Linked DNA regions of Mus musculus: region 2 is linked to region 1. A link is a loop called in an ENCODE intact Hi-C map of the cell type or tissue named here. Cell type or tissue: left cerebral cortex. All regions are shown on one strand.

Evidence for each region. A loop is a pair of places that touch in the nucleus more often than their neighbours do. Peaks named below come from ENCODE experiments on the same cell type or tissue, not always from the same donor. Only the 100,000 strongest peaks of a DNase experiment are listed, where the experiment ranks them.
Region 2: it touches region 1 in a loop (2.4-fold over the local background); 3 of 42 quality-filtered maps call a loop at or near these places.

The regions. Positions count from the first base shown.
Region 1 is chr17:90,449,325-90,457,324 of GRCm38, forward strand. All of the region lies in intron 17 of Nrxn1 (neurexin I), which reads right to left. Among named protein-coding and RNA genes, the nearest start is that of Gm32337, 8.6 kb to the right of the region's middle. In left cerebral cortex, CTCF peaks have their summits at 3,524 (motif pointing right), 5,144 and 7,629; DNase peaks (open chromatin) are centred at 1,672, 2,278, 2,542, 3,572 and 6 more places; H3K4me3 peaks cover 5,741 bases; H3K27ac peaks cover 5,144 bases.
Region 2 is chr17:90,076,043-90,084,042 of GRCm38, forward strand. All of the region lies in intron 21 of Nrxn1 (neurexin I), which reads right to left. Among named protein-coding and RNA genes, the nearest start is that of Gm41653, 100 kb to the left of the region's middle. In left cerebral cortex, no CTCF peak of the experiment used is centred here; DNase peaks (open chromatin) are centred at 2,663, 3,153 and 4,439; H3K27ac peaks cover 1,087 bases.

The DNA.
Region 1 (8,000 bases):
TCTATACAAGAAATGATGTAATCCATTCTGAGAGATATGCCTAATCTTAGTTAAACACCTAAGCTTAAAGCTCTGATGATCAACTAAACAGGTAAAAGTGTAAATGAACTAGACCAGGTCTGCCCATGACCTCCCAAGAGCTTCAAGGAAACATATTTGACATGGAGGAAGATGCATTGAAAGACATGGATTCAACCTCCATTTTCCCTATTTGCATGACCCTGTCGATCTGGTCCACTCAAGCTACTTAGATCTCTGTTGTCACAATGTTAAGTGAGAAGTGATGTTCTCATCCGACCTTAGAGTTGAAAGAGGCTAACGTTTAAAGAAATAGTCAATTCCAGAGGTCATTCAGTTCATACCTGGCAGGCTCAGGCCTAGAACTCAGTCAGTTGATTGCCTTTATGCACAGCGACTATTTACTAGGCTCTTAATTGTGAAATAGTATAATCTTCTAGAGTTTGCATAGGATAAAGTTCGTGATCTTATTTGTTGTTCCTGGTGTTGTAATTTATTGTATTTTCATTTCATAAGTTAACAAAAAACAGCTTTGTAAATTTATACGATTCCTGTAAGTGGCAATGGCTAAATTTCCCCACGAATCTCGTTCTGAGGATTATCACCACCAGACTGAGCTGCCTATCTCACATCAGTGTTCATTTCAACCAATGAATCTTCCATCTTAAGTACGCCTATAAAACAAGTCCAGTGTGTATCTGAAAAATAAAACTTGTGTTTATGCTACAAGAAATAAAAGCATCAACTTGACAAAGGGGAATTGTGCAAAGAAATCTTCCTGGAATATTAATATTTAAGGCAATAGAAGATAGTGGTGATAAAATTCAGTTTCATACTTTTATTTGACCATTTTATGGTGTAGTCCAGATGACTACTACATATGGATAAACTTTGTAGGATTTTGTTTATCATTGTGTTTGGAGATTACCTGTTTTCTAAGAGAAATTATATTTATTTTTCTAAAGATTGATATTTTCTGAAAGTATGGACTTTTAGAGCTAAGGTATAAACATGATGATTGGACTTTAAGTGCTCTGGCTCCTCCTAGCTGGCCCCTCCCCCCCCATATATTCCCTTACACTGTAGCCCTTAATGGTACCTGGTACACAAACAAACATAGATACTTTTTCATTTATGGCATATGTACTCAGCAAATAGGTAAACAATCTAAAGCATAAATATATTACTCTTTTGGGACAAACTCAAAATTTCTCTAGGCTGTCAGGATTATTTAGAACATAAATGTTTCAAAAATGTGTTTCAACACTATTCACTGACCATCTTCTTCAGAACATATCAGTGATGTCTTTGCTTACAATGTCAACAGCCCAAGTGTGGAGTAACAAAACCTGTTCCAAACATTCAGAGTTAAATGTCTCCAGTCACCTATAGTAATCAATAACCAGAGCGATCTTCACCCAGGCAGAACATAGTGAAGATTTGCTAATCAATTCTCTTGGTTGTGATCGAAAATAAGTCAGAAAGTTTCTATCAACAAGCATGTTACAGTCCACAACAGAGTTATTGATGACACCAGTGGGGCACCAACTGAGTGTGTCTACATGCAGCACACAGAGGTGTTAAGATAGACTAGACACAAAACTGGTGGCTGGATTATTCATAATGAATTCTACTCCAAAAGACCCCATGAAGCCACATGGAGAACACTCTCTACCTCTGAGATCATACAATCACTTTGGGCTATGGGGTCACAAATCTCTGACTGTAATCTCTTTTTCACTCTGATCAGAGATTGGCTCTATTTCTTGGCCCATCTTTGACACGACATGTCTCAGTAGCCTCGCACACACACACACACACACACACACACACACACACACAAAAGATATTTAAGCTCCCTTTAGAACTTTGTCATATGCCTTGAAAGTACTTTGGAAGAATATGTTACAAATTCCAGCTATGAATTTTATCTTTATTTAATGTCATTGAGTTCCCTTAAACACAAACCTAGCTTTAAAATTCGTTCACTTCTCCCCTTGAAGAAACCATTTTGCTCTTTAATAGTATAAGCTCATCACAGTAATATAATTTCCAGAGTTCATATTTGCGGGAAGAGATGAACTGACTTTAGTTGCTAAGATCTGTGAATGTTTTCTCCTTTCTGTATCTTCTGAAAATATTGAGAGGCTTTAAGCTAATTTTCTAAAGTATGCAGAACATTGGTGCTTAGGAATGCTGGGAGCTGAGCAGGGAACCTGAGCATAGCACTGACATCATTCTCTGCTCCACACATATGGCACAGCACAAAAGCAGTACTGGCTGAGCACACGGGTCTATTCTGGACTCCAGTTGGCTTTAATTATAAGCAGCCTTGCTTCTTATCATTTACAGTTACATAGTTCTCCACTGACTTAACTAAAAAAAAAAAAATTTATACAGAAGTTGTTTCACCATCTATGTTTTTAAATTCATACAAAATTGGGGAGGGGAGAGGCAGAAACTGTCTCCAAATCTGCTTCTCATATATATGCACTTAAGAAAATCCTCACCACAATCTTTGCAATTGGGTCAGCTTACACAAAGACATGTGTGGTAGACATGAGCTCCCTCTGCACCCGCAAACCTTGTAAGTGACACCTCATAATAGTGCAAATGAAGCATAGCATGAAAAAACATGAAGAAGAATGAACCTGGATCCAGCAGTTTCTAAAACATAAGAGACTAAATTTTCTCCCTTAGAATATGCTACCCAAGCTTTCCTTTCCTTACATACACTTAACATATATGTACGTACTCCTTATTAAAAAACAAACAGTCTTATGCTTCTCGGAAACTCTAAGACAACCAAACAGGCTCATGTATTTATCCACACATGCACATTTGCAAGAGTCACAGATTTTAAATGAAGCCTCCTTTTTAACTTGCCTTCATTTCCTAGTAGGAATTCATCACACTGTCATTTACCTTTTTGCTTTGCTTTCTCTCTCATCCATTAGGCTCAGCAATTCTTTCCTTGTGAGCCCTTTGTCCTAATAATTAGCTAAATATTCATCAAGCTTATTGACCCAACAAATTCGACTTCACCTCTTTCTATTAGGTTTCTCTCAAGCTCCCACCCTACGAGCCCTGCTCTGGGGCCCTCTGCTCTCCTTGCACACCCTGGTTTCGGAGTGCACCACCCTCAGACACCGATTTTTTCAGCCTAATGTTCTTAGCTTGCTCTCTATAGAATTGTCTCTTTTCTAGAGAAGGGAGGGGAGACATGTGAAAACTTCACACCTGTATTTTATTTAGGACCTTAAATTCTGACTGGTGAGTATGTAGGAATGGAGGGAGGTTTTACAAACAAATGTGGCCACATAAATAGCATTCTCTGAAAGAAAGAAAGTTCTCTGACCCTAAAGAATAATGCCTACTGTGGCCCATTCACTGTCTCTACCTGCCCATCTTGATTTCTCCTTTTCAATGATAGATGAGCCTGATTTTTCATTCACATACAGACAATCAGTCTATTCTGGAGGGAAATAAATGTTACCAAAGACCAGCAGAGGGCATCTGCCTGGGGTAGAAGCTACATTTGTAAAGGAGTGTCAAATTGCTACAGGGGCCCTTTTTGTCCTGTCACCTCCACAAGCCCTGTCCACATTCTCAGACCTTACCACTGGGTCACTCTGCAGAGTCAGACCCACAAGAAACTTATGTGCATATGAGATAATTAGCTCATAGCGCCCCACTGCTACAATTAGCCATCCCACACCCTCACATACCCCCATCTGGTACACCACTCCCACCCACCCACGCTCTGTCTGGCCCTCCTGTGCCCTGGCTCTCCTTCCTCCCACAGGAGTGGTATAATTCTGCACAAAGGCAGAGCAGTGGTTGAGGGCTACACTCAGGTAAGGTAGCAGTATGCTCCCCAGAATCTAGGGAGTCAGAGGGAAGAGCACCTGGAACTCTATGGTTTCCCAGGGATCTGCCCTCTGATATTATAGAAAGCCCTGGTTCGGGTTTTACTAGGTGTCTCTAAAGGAATTCCTTCAAGAACCAGGTGAGGTAAACAATCAATTATTTGGAGCCAATGTAAAGTGTGTCACTATTCCACTCCCAGTGAGGGGTTGCCAGGGTGACCTGTCTCTGTTCATTAGATCATGCTGTAGCTTTTCATGCCTAGCCCACAGGAGTCCCGAGGTAGGAAGTCTATCCCAGGAGAAGGGCCCGACATCATAGTACTAACAGTTGCCCCTGGGAGGGGAAATACATGAGAGGGAGTAGAGGATCCAAGGAGCAGAGTCTCAAAGGTGAATTGACTGCAAGAAAGAAATGGAAGAACAGCCAAAGAAAGTGATCACAGCGTCCAGCCTGCTGGGTAAATGAGTAGGTCTTACACTCAGAAGAGACAAAGAAAAAAGCCTCACAGGCACTGAGAAAGGGGGGGGGGGCGGGAAACCTGGCTGATTTTGTTATTTTATTTTTGGCAATTCGGTGAATCTGATATAGCTTTCATCTAAACATAAGAGGATACTGGCTCACAAGGCATTTCTCTACACTCAGATCTTCCCTAACAAACTGGAAAATAGGTCCCTTTTCCTGAAATTTCTCTTCTTCCAGGCAGAACTCCTGGCTTAGTCCAGGAAGCCTGCACTCCATGGAAAGAATTGCACAGAGGAGGGAGCTAGACTGGCGGTGTTCAGGAGACCAATCTTCAGGGAGATGGGGGTCTGTGAAGTCTCAGACCACTCCCATTGCATCTAGAGAATAATTCGGCCGTGTGTGTGTGTGTGTGTGTGTGTGTGTGTGTGTGTGTGTGTGTGTGTGTGTGTGTGTGTGTGGTGGAGAAAGGATGGTTTCCAGGAGGAGCTCTGTGTCCAGTAGGGACTGACGAAGATCAGAGAGGGTAGGTAGCTCACTGTACTGCTGCCTTATCCAAGTAAGACACACGTGGGGTAAGAGGGAATGGCCTCCTGTTGAGTGGGTGCCTAGTCCCGGGACCTCTTTCCTGGCACTGCAGTCTGGAAGCAGCGCTTTGGAGAGATGCACAGGTTCGAATGCTCACTGCTCGGGCCAGGAAAGATGGTCTGGAGGTGGGGCAGCGCTGCACAGACAAAAGGTTCTGCAGAGCCCTCATCTCTCTCCCTCAGTTACCTCTGTGGAGCGCGGCGCCCCATCTGGCCACTGAGTGACCTTCTGGCGAGAGACACCCCCTTTCAGCGGGGCCAGGCTCCCTGCCCAGGCTGGTCCTGTATTAGATGCCCACATCTCCCGGCACCTCGGCAAGGCACGCCCCTCCCACCCCTCACCACAAACACCCGCGCTGCCTTCACCCATCCCTTTCTATTGTCTTCAAAGAGATAAGTGGCTCCCAACAAGCACACCTAAATGCACCTCCCTTTTCTCTGGCTCCCACATCTTAGAGCCTTAAGGGCCGAGACGCCGCGATCAAGTGCAGGGTTGAAGAGGGGAAGCAAGAGGATAACCCGCAAGAACTTGGCATTGCAGACCCACCGTGTCCGCCTCGCAAGGATGCTGGTGACCTGTAGATTGCAATAGGCACTGAATGATGCTTGCTGCTGCCATGGAAATGGTGGATGTGGTGCGCTCCCAAACTGGATGCCCCCCAGGCCACTCCTAGGAGGCCGCTGAGGGTGAGCGGGACTATCCAGATCAGGGCCAGGCGCCCCCCTGCGCCGCCGCCACTGCCGCCCCCGGGCGATCCCAGATCGGCGCCGCACCGAAGCATCCTCTGGTACATGGCGGGGCGCCCGCCAAGGGGCAGCCGCCGCGGGAGGCAAAGTTTGGGGCACAAGAAGAGAAGAGGAAGCCGGGGATCGGGCGGCTCGCGGTTGGCTGCTGGATTGGCCGCCTTACCGCGCCAGGGCAGCCATCCTCTCCCTCCTTCGGACAGTCTTCTCAGGGTCCTGGAGTCTGCAGTGCCCTACAACAGTACCCCAAACAATCCGAAACATAGCCGAGGTGAATGTAGCTGGCCGGAGGACTTGTCCGGAAAAGCAGACCCGAAGAACAGCAAGCGCAGAAAGGGTGGCTGCTTCCAGGTTTGCAGGGCTCCAGGTTCTCCAGAGATACTCCCCAAGAGTTTCGGGCGAGAGTGTGTGCCGGGGTTGGGGAGCCTGGAAATTGTTTAAAGCTCCTCCCGGAGGGTCTTCACTTCTACATGACAGCCATCCACCGGGAATCCACTAGGTAAATCCATTTAGCATTGTGCGCGGGGAACTGGGAGACCACTTCGCCGGTCCAGCCTCCTTTCAGGAAAGAAGCAGACCCCATGGACGCAAGGCACCCTGTCCCTCCATTCAGCCCTGGCCAGCTCTCCAGCTCCCGCCAGCCTCACCCGGGCAGCGCGCAGAGCAGCGGCGCGCATCGCCTGCTCCAGAGGCAATCTCCGAGTCCGCCGCCTCCTGACACTACGCCCGACGATGGGTTCAGAGGGAAGTGGGCACCCTCGTGAAGACAGCAGGGATCGAACTGGGGAAAGCGAGCGGAGGAAAAGCAGGGGCAGATGAAAGAGCGGAAGAGGAGAAAATTTTAAAAAAAGAAAAGAAAAAGAAAGAAAGAAAAGGAAAGAAAAATAGAAAGAAAAAATAAATAAAAGAACTGAAAAACCACACACGCTGGTGAAGCAAGGGGCTCTATGCAAATCTGCAGTCTCCAAACAGCAAATCACCGAAGCTCGGATGCAATGCAGAGGACGAGCCTATGTAAGGAGGGAGGCTGGTCTAGCTTTCCGAAAAAAACCCGCCCGCTTTGCCTCTCCCTGGCATTCTCCACACATCATAGAGGCACGTGGACGCGATGCGGGAAACACCTAAAAGGCAACGCTCCCTTCTCAGCCAGGTGATCCTTCCCTCTGAATCACTTGGGCAAAAAGCACTGTCCCCTACCCCTCTGCATAAAAGTAACCAGTGTCTTTAGAGCTCTTAAAAGGGAAGGAATTCTGCTTTTTTTTATTGGGCCAAACTTGTTCTACCGGGTGTTCAAAACCAAACTGCTAAAAAAGGCTTGACACCGTCCACTCAGCGTCAGTTCCGTTGATCTGCTTACTGCTCACATTATTTATAACAAAGAGCCCTCCTTCCCATTACAACACTGTGACTCCTAGGAACCAGTGTAAGTCAGGGGAACTGAAAGTCTAGGAAGGCAACAGGATGAGCAGCCAAGGAAGAGGTAGAAGAGGGAAGCAGGGAACAAAAGAGGGTGAGAAGAGAAAGAGAAGTGATGTGAATTAACTGTCTTTCAGTAAATAAATTGGGATATCAAAGAATTCTTGAGATATGGACTTGTCCCTCTGTGATCTCTCCTCTTCTAATGACGGGTTCTCACCCAATTTCATAAGGGAAATAGAATCAGGGCCAAACATTCTAAGACCTACTGTCCCCAACAACAACAACAACAACAACAACAATGACGAGGACGATGACATTTCCATGAAACTGAACATCTTTCTGGAAAGCTTTGTGTCCCCAGTGGGGGGGGGGGGTGAGGGACAGGGGAAAAAAGCCTGCCTATCATTCTAGATCATACACTGTTCATGTAACCAGACAGGTGGCCACCTTCGGATTAAGATCGGGGGCTATACCTGAAATATTGCCCAGTATTTCAACGAATGACGGGGGCAGCAGTGCGCCCCCTAGAGTGAGAGTCTTGCAGTTATTTCTGTTGCAGTAGAAATCCACATACCTCTGAAATCATAGCCTGTCATACACTTTTCACTCTATGTATAATATGCAGCAAAAATATGAGAGCCTGTGTTTTATTAAAATATTGTTAATTAATGCTATATTAAGACAGGATATCATATAGTGTTGGCTGGGCTTGAACCCCAAATTCTCCTACCCATTTTTCATAAGCACTGGGATTATAGGAATGAGTTAGCATACTTGATGTGAACTCTCATACCCAACTTTCTCCTTGAAAGTTATTCTGAGAGGATTTGATTCAAATCAGCTCCTTATTCACGTGGCCATTTGAATTTGTATATTGGATGCTAGCTTACAAACAGGTAAGTT
Region 2 (8,000 bases), 370 kb before region 1:
GTTGTCCTCATTGAACTGGAACGAATCTCTCTCTATACTGATGCCCTATACAGAGAAGTAGGTGACTCCTCAGGATTCTAAAATGCAGCAAAGAAGGGCAAGGCAAAGGAGCCTCGGGTGAATGCTATAGTAAAATACTGATGTTGACGTTTGTTCTGAGAAGCTATACATATTGATAATTGCATGCATATATAATATGCACATAGAAACAAGTTAATTCTGTCAGAGTCTGAACAAGCTCTCTAATGAACAGCAGTAGTAATCCGCTTTGATACTGGACTACAGATGTGCACAATGTTAATTCACAAAACAGGCGGAGTTGGTTCAGTAAACTAAACTGTCCCAGTCAGGATTGAGTCTTCTGGTACCAGTATAGGTCTGAAATTTCAGTCTAGACAAATAAAGTCTAGAGTCTTTCCTCATCTGTAGATAGATATATTCCACCAAATAAAACTGCCCAACACACGGACAGTGTCTTCAGCAGTCATCTTCTTGTGATTTCTTTTACAACTTTCTGTTAATCTGTAATTATCTCATGAAGAAATAATCTTCTTTACCGTGGAGTGACTTGGTAACAGTGAGGGTTGAGATGACACAGAGAGACTAAAGCTAAAGGAGTGAATTCATTGAGTCTAAACCACATGCTATTTGAAGTAATCATTGGTTTATTGTCCTTATAGTTTTGAGTATTTGACCCTGACTTGAGGTATAGATATTGTCACAGGACATATTATTGCTAATGGTACCATTTTAAAGCCCTGTTTCCCTAATGTATCCACTATATAAATAAGATTAAGGCATAAAAGACAGGAGAAAAAAATTAACAACAAAATTGTATACTTGATTTGAAAGAAAAATTGGAATATAGCAAATGAAATAAAACTGAAAAAAAGGAACAAAAACCATTACAGAAAAAAACCATTACAGAAAAAAACCATTACAGAACTGTCAAAATTAACTTCCCAGGCTTTATTTCTGACTTCTAGCCTCTGGCTTTTGTTATATCATGTAATTTGACTCTGTAATCTTAACATTCCTTAGAATCTGACTCAGCTAATAATTATGATGTTATCAATATGTTTTCTTTCAATGTCACAGAATTCAGTGGAGTCTTCTGACCTCCATCGTTAAGTCTAAAATAAGAGCTGGTGAGTTAGCAACTTTGTAACTAGTTCATAATTTGATTCCTTAATGGCAGGGATGGGACAGAAAAAAAAAGAGATGTCACTAGCTGACATCTGAAAAAAGCAAGACCAAGCAAGCAGAGATGATAAGCCTTAATTGCAGAAGGTTGGGGACTTGTAGGGGGAAGGGAGTGTCTGTGTGTTGGGAAGTATCTGTGTGTTGTTTGGATGGCAGCAGGGTATCCTGGTCTACCTTATCAGTGAGCCGATATTAGAACGTTTTCAGAATTAGGGGAGTAGAATTAGTATTTCACCCAATGAGATGCGAGCTAAATTTTGACTTTAAGTTCTAGAACAGTGTATAAGAGAAAATCAGTACTGTAATATGTACAAGGAAAACAATGCAGGTCAAGCTAGCTCTGGAACTACTTAACTAACATGAATCTTCAAAATTTAGTTTTGATACTAACAAAGACTTTACCTCAGTTAAACACCACAGCTTAGTAAAAGAGAAAACTGTTTGGCCCAGGATTTCTGCTTTCTTATACAGCTTCCCGCAAATAAGGCACTAGAGGCAGTGCATAATTCGCTTCACTGTAGCTAAGAATGGTGCATCTTACAATGAAATATTCTCAGCCTACCATCCCTTTTCTAGAGCTAATGCCATCAATTACAGCAGAATAAAAGTGGTGGGAGGAATTATTCCTAATAGAAGCAAAAAATGTATCATATGTAATTGGTCAAGAGTCAAAAATTGGTGACATGACTCAGATGTTTTGAAATGGATTTGGTCACACTCATTATTCACTGTGACCCCAGTAAAAAGAGCTGGATAGCAGGATTTGGTCCCCACATCTCCTAATGTCCCTCTCTCCTCAGTGAGGAACAACCAGACTTCTTATATTTTAAACTGAAATATTTCAAGTTAACTGGTTTGGAAGTCAAATCTATCATTATAAGATTAGCTTAAAAGCTAAAACGCTACTGTATGTATCAATTTATATGTCAAATTGCTACTTCCCTGAATTATCCATTGAATCTCCATAGGGAGTAAATAGTTTCAGTTTAGTTTTGGACAACAAATTAAAAAAAAAAAAAAAAAAAAAAAACGGCCTGAAAGATATAATTACTACATCTTCTATATCTTAACAAGTTTATAATTATTAATGTCAAAGTCTCCAATTTATGCCTATGCATCTGAGAAAATACAAAACAAAAAACAAACAACACTGACAACAACAAAAACTACAATTACTTTCCTGCTAAGGAAGTCTAGTGGCCATAGACACGTTGCAAACTGTGTCAGTTCTCATGTACAAACTGGGAACATCCATAAAAATATTTTCCTTGCAAACCTGACCCTTTGTTATCAGTACAGACCCACTTTCTGTCATGAGCATTTATAGAAAAATGCTTACAAGGTCTTGTTCCCTGAGTACCTCATTCGGCGCTTTTAAAGTCTGTCTCCCATAAATCTCTCTCAGCAGCAGGACAGCTCCTCACACTGTGCTATCTCTCCTGTGGCCATTTTCCACCTCCTTTCATTAGAAGCCACTATGAGCCTCACTGTTCAGAGAACCATGTGCAGTTTCCCTGGGAATGAAGTACTTTAGTGCGTATGGCACAGTTATAAAACATTTATGGACACAAGAGCAAAACCTCCAAGGAGCAGGTCCAGCCTCACCTGGGTGCCTATTTAGTATATTCAGCCTCTGCTTTTATACCACAAGCTCTTATTAGGGGCATCAGAAAAAGAAATCAGAGTTCTTGATACAAGGGAGTAAATATTTTCACTTATAATGAATAATTTAGCTATTTTGGCTTCTGAAAAACAGATTTGAAATAACTTCATGACTTCATATCAAAGTAAAAGTTCAGGGAGACAAAGGGCACAGGCAGCGCAGAAACATATTCCTTTGTTTCCATAAAAAAAACCTGCTTTTCTGGACACATACTGCATGTTCCCCGCCTTGGCTGAGTCGTTGCTTCCTGTGTTGCTTCTTCCTTTGTGTGTTTCTAGGATTCCACATCAACAGTTCTCTGAAACCTAGTAGCTCACAGGCAGAACGCTAATGGGCCCGTGTCACCTCATTGTGAACATGGAAAAACCAGCCGTGCCTCTAATTCAGGCCATGGCTGAATGAATTGAAACAAAACCAACAAAAACCCAGTCAGAAAAATACAGCATGCAAATCTAGGTAAGGTGGTTTAAGAACATGAAAATCAACCCAGGCTACCCAGACCATTTAAGAATGGGGGGGTGGTGGTGGTATGGGGGACTTTGGGGATAACATTGGAAGTGTAAATGAGGAAAATACCTACTAATAACATTTTAAAAAAAGAATGCCTTTCTTAAAAGACATTCACATTTACCCACGCTCTAAAAGCATAATGTTTTAAAGATTAAAGCTATTTATATTTCCCTTTACAAAGGAGGAAACCCAGCACCCAAAACTGTGGCAGGTGATCTTTAGTTGCTGAAGAACCTTACTGGTGTACTCTAGTGCATAAACCAATATTAAAAACTGTTTAAAATTTGGGTACTCTGCCACAGATAACCAATCCCCACTGGGAACTGGGGGATTTCAGGTGAATCTGAAGTGACTGTAAGGGAAGATTTGAGACTGAGAGCAGAGAGCTGAGAGTGACTTAGATGAACCTTTGTTAGGATAACAAAGAGAGAAAAAGATGCCAAGATCAAATCAAGAATAAAAATCAACTTTTAGAACAGAAGAACGGTCTGCTTCCCGGCTAATTACACTTACTCCTGGAACTTTGCATTCCATGTTACCTAATGGAATTCTGAGTAGCATTAAGAGGCAGTTTCTATCAATTAATGTTGGAAATCATATTACTGTCACCCTGAAATCTCCCAGAGTAGTCTCATGACATTTAGGAAAAAGTAGAACAAAGGAATTGTTTCAAAAAAAAAAAAACCAACCAAACAAACAAACAAACAAACAAACCCAACCATCTTTTACTATAAAGCAGTACTGGCAAGTGTGGGGTGGTTATATTGGATGTTTACACTTGTGAAAGAGGAAAGGAGGGAGAATTGTATTTAAAGAATTTAGGATGCTTTTTATAATCTAAAGCTGGTCTAGTTACCATATGTGTCTTTATATTAAAGCGGTAAAGGACATACATTTATCTAATTAAGACTAGATATTACATGCAATTTGGTGAACAGTGGCGGTTTTAATTACTTTATTTACTTATTATTTAGAGACAGAGTCTCTCTGTATAGCCCTACTTGAACTGGAACTTTCTCTATAGCCCACGCTAGCCTCACACTTAGAGATCCATCTGCCTCCTGAGTGTGGGGATTAAAGGCATGTGCCACAATGCTCATCTGTTGTGGTATTTTGTACGAGTTATTATTTTTTAAGGCTCAGATACATTCAAAAGGGCAAGGAAATGGAACAGCTGCAGCCATTAAAATATAAATCCATGATTTTATATTTATATGCATAAAACAGATTATTCTTGTTTGAATGGCATATTTTCAAAATATCTTTGCATTTTAGAGTCCTATGTCAATCAAGTGCCTAGTTTTCTCAGTCTCATCACTCTAAATATCCATATATTCACTCATATCTCTTTCCACAAAGTGCAAGACTAGATACCATGTTCCTGAACTTGTTAGGTAGAGGCAGATAAGCTCAAGCCAATATTTATTTTGTTACTGAACCCAGGGGACTTGTATATAAAGTAAATTAGTCAGTTTATGAAAACTTGACAAGAGCTACTATCATCTGTGAAAGGAGTGCTCGATTGAGAAAAACCCTTTCATCAAACTCGTCCTGTGGGAGGGAGGCCTCTGACACTGTGGGCAGGTGGTCTTGAATTATAGAAGGAGGCAGTTAAAGTAAGCTATAGGACAAGCCAGTGAACTGCACTCTTCCATATCTGCGATTTGGTACCTGCTTCCAGGTTCCTACCCTGCTTGAGTTCCTGTCTGGGCTTCCCTCAGGGATGGACTGTGATTGCATAAGCTAAATAAGGCCTGCCTCCCAAAGTTGTATGTGGTTGTTCTTTTTATCAGCAGTAGAAAGTAACTAGCAAAAATTGGGATCACTATCATACTCAGTATGCATAAGTGAGAAAGTCGGGGATCTAGGCAAACTTTACTGCCATGGATGTCTTTAAACAACACCTCAAGCTTATTTATCTCTAATTTGTAATTTTGTAATACCGTTGAGTTTAGTATTGTATACCACAATAAAGTTGAAATGAATTGTGCAATGTAATGCCTCACAATCGTTTTCTGTTTCTAAACAGAAATAGTCATTGAGGAAATAATAATAACATTAACAATTCCATAACATGAGTAAGCCGTTTGTGCTACTCTTCTTACTTTTCAAAATTTTCCCCTCATGCCTAGAGACCTGCGTTCTTCCCATGTTTATTATATTCATTTTACCTTCCTCTGATGAAACCTAAACTGAGACCAAAACACAATCACCCACACTGAAAACATGATGGACTACTTACCTGCGTACTTTGTTTATCTTCTGGCTCAAAATATTTATACTTGGACCTAATCTGACTATTTTAAAAAATGACTATTTCCAGTGATAATTCCTCCTCCTTCTCCTTTCCTTTCTGATGCTGCTTCTGAGCATTGATCCCAGGGCCTTGGTTATTATAGACAGGTGCCCTGAAACACCTGTTTATTAATCTTTTATTTCTTAAGTTTTCACACTACTTTAGAGGCTGGGATGGTACGAATGCACAGATAGCAAACTGATTTTATCTGATCTTGCATTGTTTTTCATTTTTTCGAATAACATCTCCTTGTTTCTCTTTAGCCTGTACTGAACTCTTTATATAAGCAAAGGCACTGACAGGCAACCAGAAGACATGTGCCCATTAGGTGATAACTCAAAAGAAGGCAGTCCAACCTTTAGTACTCTTCTGGTGTGTGAGTATGTATCCTGACTGATAAGTGAACTTGTAAGATACAATGTACCTTACTTTCTGGACAGTCACTGATGATATTCAGCAGGGTTTGGTAGAGGTTACTCAACCAATAGGCATGTTTACATATCATAACTAGCAGATGTATAAAATCCACCTTAGCAATTGCTGATGTATTCTAGCTATAATTTCATAATAAAGATAAGGCAGTTCCTAGGCCTATATAGTTATTCCCTGACCAAGCTTCTGATTTGTTACATATATCCTTAGCCACTAGCTTTTTTAGTGGCGACACATTTAGCAATGCTTTACATAGACACATAACTCATAAAACTACATGGAACGCTGAAGATAAGTGTGTTATCACCACAAACCTAGTGGAAAAGCCATCCAGTCAAATGTTGTGTTACTGGAGGAAACTCTGTAAGTGGAAACACCACCATGTAGGGTGAATGTAAAAGCACATGTTCTTGCGTATATAGCTAGCTCACACATGGAAGAGCGAGGATGGTGTTTTGAAGCAATTATTATGCAATTGTAAGTACAAATTAAAAAATAGATTTTCTAGCAAAACCTTGAGCTGAGAATAAATGAGTTTTACTGAGTAATAAAAGGTGCTTTGCTTTAAAAGAATACACACTTTATCATATATGTGTGATCTATACTATATTCTATATTCTATACTTACATGTACATCTATATTCTATACACACATCTATATTCTATACTTACATTTACTATATACTTTTCATAATTCTTCCAGTGTTTGACTACAAGACTGGCTGCTTTTTCTCCCAGTGCTAGGAATCAAACTGAAGCTTTTATGCATGTGCGGCAAATGATGTACCACTAATCTATACTTGTAGTCTTGGATATTTGTCTTTGGCTGCATGGAAAAAGGATTTGCAGGGATTGATGAAATTAACTAAGCCATGGTGCTTCCCCAATATAATGTCTTTGAAAGAGCAATAATAGCAGAGAGAAGGGACTGAGATATTATGACTGATTCCTTTGGGAAGCTGAACTCTTCTGCTTTGCTTAAAATATTATTCAATACTCCCACCATTGTTATGCTTTTTTATAATTTAAACTAAGGATATTTGAAGTAATGAAGTATTTGTGAAAAACTACATTATGGTTTTGGAGAAACAGAAAGAAAATATTGGAAGCTTTTTGCTATTAAAATTTCTGCTTTATCTGAAGATCAAAAAAGATGTTGGAAGCTGGGCGGTGGTGCCGCATGCCTTTAATCCCAGCACTTGGGAGGCAGAGGCAGGTAAATTTCTGAGTTGGAGGGCAGCCTGGTCTACAAAGTGAGTTCCAGGACAGCCAGGACTGCACAGAGAAACCCTGTCTCAAAACCCTCCCCTGCAAAAAACAAAGATGTTGGAAAAAAAAAAAACATTGAATTTTAGGATAGAGTTCTAGAAGAGTTATTCCTGTTTATCCATGTCACTCCAGATGAAACAGAATAGTGGATAAGCACGTGGAAATGTACAGTAATAATCACATAATTACATCACAGAGGTAGGAATATGTCATAGAGTGTGGTAGGAATATGTCATAGAGTGTGGTAGGAATATGTCACAGAGTGTGGTAGGGAACATGTCATAGAGTATGGTAGGGAACATGTCATAGAGTGTGGTAGGAATATGTCATAGAGTGTGGTAGGAATATGTCATAGAGTGTGGTAGGAATATGTCATAGAGTGTGGTAGGAATATGTCATAGAGTGTGGTAGGAATATCTCATAGAGTGTGGTAGGAATATGTCATAGAGTGTGGTAGGAACATGTCATAGAATCCCTTCTCTGCACACTTGTTTGGACTCATCCTGCACTTAACCAGCTAAAGAAGCTCGAGACATCCATGGAATTATTAACTGTTTGTCATTTTCTCCATTTCTTTTAAATAGCAGGAGTTGTTAGCCTGCTGCAGGGGAGGCTTACTGAGGAGAG